2 separate regions of the Homo sapiens genome follow, and region 1 is linked to region 2. A link is an interaction called in ENCODE POLR2A ChIA-PET data of the cell type or tissue named here. Cell type or tissue: PC-9. All regions are shown on one strand. Each heading gives the region's core, and the rest is flanking DNA. Links, peaks and the distances in the headings are about the cores only. Region 1 overlaps PSMD14-DT (PSMD14 divergent transcript). Region 2 overlaps RBMS1 (RNA binding motif single stranded interacting protein 1).

Region 1 (2,827 bases), core at 50-2,549, 910 kb after region 2:
GCGTCTTGGTGAAGCCCTTTCTCTTTGCTAGACACTTCACGTACATTCCCTCATTCAGTCGTTAATAATCACCTAATGAACCCAACGTGATTTTGTTTTACTGATGAGAAAAATGAGGCTAAGTTTAAGTCACATAGCTTGTAATGGATGAGGCTTTATAGCTGTGGGACTCTAGAGTCCATCTGATCATGTGATGTAGTTCCATTCTGGTTTCTGAAGGACAGAGACATGGAGGAGGTTTGAAAACTGTCTCTTTCCCCTCTTAAAATTCAGTTTTTCCTTTACTAAATCCAAAAGAGTAAGTGAAGTGGTCCAAGAATTTAGCAATGTAGTCAAGGTCCATTTGATTAGGAAGTCTTTATATGACTAGAAACAGGATTGCTTTGGCACATACATAAAGACTCTACACATCCATCCTCAAATTTAGCAATTTGAAGCAGTTAGCTACACGGACAGTTTTGTATGCATTGCTAAATGCAGACACAAAAACTGCATTTGCAAAAAGAGGAAACCCAGTTAAACTAGGTTGCAAATTTGGCCCTAATTTAGCGTAGCATTTGTGATACATATAGGTTAGAGTGACATTTATATAATGGTGTGAAATATGAGAAAGTTCCAATGCTAGACACAAAGACTTTTAAAAATTGCTTTTGCCTACTTTGGTTAGTTTAAGAAACAGGAGGAAGAATTTGGTTTTTCAAGTGATGGGAAGCCTTTAAGGATGTTGGAACACTGTTCAGTCCCCTGGGGTTCTGCCTGCTGTACAATTTTAAATGTCTTTTAGCTAAAAAATTGGCCAACAAGGGAAACACAGAGATGAAATATCTTCTTTCTTATCTGGAAAGTGAGAAACTATAGGTGGCTAACATAATCCAATTTTGATAGTCGAATAAATGGTCAGCTTTTGGGGTTAGAAAGTCATAATCCTCCTTGTTAATATGTCTATCTAACTGGAGTAACTACCTACCTATTAGAATTTATCTTGGAAATTTTGTCCTTATGCTCAGTTGTAGACGTGTTTCAGCTTAAGAAATACAGCCAAAAATGAGACTAGATAAATATACCATGTTTCATGTAAATGCTGCTATCATGGTACCTGAAACTATTTCCATTTCTTCATTGAAGACCACTGGAGGGCAGTGTTTTCTCCTTTGGGAACAGCACCTGGTTTCACATGGAGACTGCATAGATGTGTTAAAAAGGCATCTAGGTTACAGGAAATGAGTTGTACTTCTCATTCAGGCTGTGCTTGGAATTTACCCCCTCCTGTTTACGTGTCATTCAGATTGTTCCTTATCATACTGCCTGTCAAATTAGTTGTACCTGAAATCAGATTCCAAAAGATCATGTACAATACATATTTACTGTTTTAAAGCTTTATATTCATTAACTATTTGAGGCATTATGTTAAGTTCATTTTGCTAATATAAATAGCAAATAAAAAAGGATATATAAGCAAGAGTAGGCAGTTTTAACCAGATGCTTTGCACTTAAAATTTCAATATTTCATTGATTTTATTTTCAGTATAATTTTATTACATATAATATGTATACATATATTTGTCACCAAATTAGCAAATTCACATTTTCTGGAAAGAACAAATGAAGACTTTTCCTAGAAGCTTATTTGTCATATCTTATGATATGCCTTGTTCCCTAAGGATGGTATGTGGAAAAATGTTTAATTTCTTCTATTTTAAAAAATGATCTATTGCTGAGTATTAAATTATAAAATTATACTAATTTGTGTTTCCATTAGTTAAAAAATGAAACTGGATTACATATTAATTTGGTGTGTCAGGGGTCCATTTAATCTTTATTTAAAGGCATATAATGCAAACTGAATTCTTTTAATTATAATAGTCGTTTCATTGTTAAAAATGAAAATATCATATATTTTAGCTCTGTGACTTTGTCCAGCAAAATACTGCTACTTTTGCAAAATCAATATATAATTTTAGTCTAATGATTTACTTGATTTATTTTTTTCAATAAAGTGCCCAGAAGCTTACCTGGAACTTGGCCAAAATAAGGCAGAGCAACTAATCACTTGAGGAAAAACATAAATAACAATATCTGTATCATAAATGCTTTTTAAAAGTATTTCATTTTTATAACATTATTTCCGATTACAAAAGTAATACATGTTCATTGTGTACAGCCGCGTGCCACCACGCCCGGCTAATTTTTTGTATTTTTAGTAGAGACGGGGTTTCACTATGTTAGGAAGGATGGTCTCAATCTCCTGACCTCGTGATGCGCCCGCCTCGGCCTCCAAAAGGGCTGGGATTACAGGCGTGAGCCACTGTGCCTGGCCTCTTATACATATTTTTATGCACTAGTAAGTATTAAAAATAATTAGGATATATGACATTACTCATTGATGAGTGACACTTCCCTTAAAATATATCACATTTTCCCATGTCATTAAATACTAACTATAGTATTCCATAGTATAAATGCACCATAGTTTGTCTAACAAGTTCTCTAACACTATGTATTTGGTAATTGCTAATTTTTCCTTTTTTTGAGATAGAGTCTCACTCTGTCACCCAGGCTGGAGTGCAGTGGTACAATCTCGTCTCACTGCAGCTTCCACCTCCTGGGTTCAAGCGATTCTCCTGCCTCAACCTCCTGAGTAGCTGGGACTATAGGCATGTGCCACCATGCCCGGCTAATTTTTGTATATTTTAGTAGAGATGGGGTTTCACTATGTTGGCCAGGGTGGTCTCGAACTCTTGACCTCAAATGATCCACCCACCTAGGCCTCCCAAAGTGCTGGGATTACAGGCGTGAGCCACCATGCCCGGCCAATAATTGCTAATTT
Region 2 (2,827 bases), core at 267-2,766:
ATCTCCAAAATATTATCATTTCAACATGTAATGAATATAAAAATATTGAGATGTTTGACTTTTTTTTCCTAAGTATTTGAAATCCAGTGTGTATTTTATACTGCCAGCGTATCTCTATTTGGACTCGCCACATTTCAAGCACTCAATAGCCACATGCGGCTGGTGGCCACTGTGCTGTGTACGCAGATATAGATGTTTATGGGCTGTTGCCTCTTTCACAGTTTAACATTTCCCTTGCCATGGGAAATAGTAGCTTGGCACCATTTAAACCATGGCTAACACAGTTGCAGACTCTGCTTTAGATTGTTTATGGTAGTTGCTTTAAAGTGGGCTCACATTAGGGCAATAATCCAACTTTTGTACTTCTGAAGTTATTTTTCTAACCCTGGGTCTCAGGGAGATAATCACTCACTTTTGGGGTTAATCTCTGAGAATGTCTGAATAGCAAGGCATACTTGAAAAGTCCCAGAAGCATTTTCTTTTCGTTTTTCTTTTTCTTTTCTTTTTTTTTTTTTTTTGAGCCAGAGTCTCGCTCTATCGCCCAGGCTGGAGTGCAATGGCATGATCTCAGCTCAATGCAACCTCCACCTCCTGGGTTCAAGCGATCCTCCTGCCTCAGCCTCCTGAATAGCTGGGATTATAGGTTCATGTCACTGCAGCTGGCTAATTTTTTGTATTTTTAATAAGGCGGGGTTTCACCATGTTGGCCAGGCTGGTCTCGAATTCCTGACCTCAAGTGATCCGCCCCACTCAGCCTCCCAAAGTGCTGGGATTACAGATGTAAGCCATCGTGCCTGGCCCCCAACAACTTTTTCCTTTCAATGTACTTGGTAAGACTAATAAATGGTATAAATTAAGTCTTGTGGCACAGCAGAACATCCTACAATTCTTCCTTCATTCCCAACTCTTAGGGCTTTGAATGAGCTTTAATCATATACTTTGAGTGAAATGAATTATAATATATGACTTGAGAACACACCTCAGAATGGTACATTTGTTTGATGAGCTTCATTTTAAGAAAAAAACTGGGGGGGAGGGGAACCACATATTTATTCACTGCCTAAAAAACAAGAAATTGACTAAATCTGAAGCCAATTGACCCTGCAGATCCGCAGCCTCTACTTGTCTGAGATACCAAAATTTAACCACATGATGTTAGGGGAGCAATCAGGGAAGCCACTAGCTCTTAGGGCACCTTTCTTGCAAATTAGAAAAATGTACCCTGTATGGGAAGGGTCAATCTCTGAAGTACAGGACTTGGTGACTCAGTGTGAGATGGATATCAGCTCCATTCACCCCCGACCAGGCATTCTTGTGCTTGTGCAGGTGACAATGCCCACAATCGTACATGGAATCCTGGGAACAATGTCCCAGTTAGCATACAACAGCAGACACAGGTAGAAAGCTTTGGTGACAGCAGTGAGCTCAGTATGTAGGTTACAGATTTCCTCTGGACATCCCAGTACCAAAAATACCATCCTTATTAAATACTGCAAAATTGGTAACTGTCCTCCTTATGGAAAGGTGAGGCAGAAAATAAAGAATACCAGATTTTCAAAAAGTAAAACTACTGTTATGCATCCAAATTGGAAATTAAAAATTTAAAGCCTAGGGCAGTTCTTAATATGAATAAATATGTGATGAACTTAATGAAAATATTTTCCACAAATCTTTATAAAATATGTAATACATGATTCTGGGAGTGTCCACCACCCAATGATATAACTGAGAAAGTTGGAGTTTGTTGATTGCACACTTTTTCACTCCTCCTTTACTGTAGTGACGAGAGACTATAGAGTACTCAATTTTATGTATACTAGAAAAAAGTTACAGTACATTCTATTGTCTATCTAAATAAGGTCTAGATGAAAGTGCACAATAATGGCATGTCAAGCTCATCTCCCCAACCAAATCTGGTATTCCTTATACATTGGGAAAGCAGTCATCATATCCTGCTTGCTATCTATATATCTTTTTCTCACATATATTTTAATCTTGTTAAGGATAGAAACTGTTTTATTCATTTTTATGTGCTATGCTATCTACCACAACACCTTTGACATAATTGGTGCTAAATAAATGGTGGTTGAATTGATTTTTTAATTTAAAAGACTTAAAAGTTCAAAAAAGAAAAGGTAGTGGCCATAAGACAGAGAAGACAGGGTGTGCACAGAGGAGCCTCTGATAATCACCCACTCAATAGGCAGAAGAGGAGAGTTGAGGAAAGAGAATGAAGCAAACACTATTGGTTCCAGGCCCTATTTGTGCCAGGCACTGGCCAAGGAGCTTTACATATGTTACCTTACTTAATCCTCATCACAGGCATTATAATCCCTACTTTATGAACAGAGAACACTGAGGCCAGGAAGCAAAAGCAAGTTGTCCAGGATCATCCACCTATTACACAGGCAAGCAGGGTTTCATTAGGCCTGCCTGAGCCAAATCACATCTCTCTCCCCAGCGCCCTCAGCACTGGAGGCCAGGCATGGTGGGAGGAGCTGCTGAAGAAAAAGCCAAGAAGCCAGCTGCACAGACTCTGAAGAAAAATTCTATTGCATGTCATCTAACGAGAGAGTTACATTTTCCCTTTTTCCTTTACCTGTAACACAACTCCTTCCAGTCCACTGAAACAAATGTTTTCATTTTGAATAACATGACCATCTCAGCACAAATTCTAAATTGATGAACAAGTTATTTTAATAACATTCAAGATAAAATTCCAGGAAAAAAATATTTTGAGCTCTTATTCCTTTGAAGTTTATGGTAACAATGACTTGTTACTCGTTTTTCCTGTGTTTTGGATGTAGTTGGAAACAAACAGATGTCA

Evidence for each region. Peaks named below come from ENCODE experiments on the same cell type or tissue, not always from the same donor. Only the 100,000 strongest peaks of a DNase experiment are listed, where the experiment ranks them.
Region 1: POLR2A ChIA-PET joins it to region 2 with 5 read pairs; 1 of 35 experiments calls an interaction of 5 or more read pairs at or near these places.

Annotation. Positions count from the first base shown.
Region 1 is chr2:161,249,900-161,252,726 of GRCh38, forward strand. PSMD14-DT (PSMD14 divergent transcript) reads right to left here. Exons shown (of 4, transcript NR_110593.1): 2 at 1,097-1,323. Among named protein-coding and RNA genes, the nearest start is that of PSMD14-DT, 3.3 kb to the right of the region's middle. In PC-9, for the core only: a CTCF peak has its summit at 1,108 (motif pointing right); a DNase peak (open chromatin) is centred at 1,192.
Region 2 is chr2:160,336,634-160,339,460 of GRCh38, forward strand. All of the region lies in intron 2 of RBMS1 (RNA binding motif single stranded interacting protein 1), which reads right to left. Among named protein-coding and RNA genes, the nearest start is that of LINC02478, 66 kb to the left of the region's middle. In PC-9, for the core only: no CTCF peak of the experiment used is centred there; a DNase peak (open chromatin) is centred at 1,288.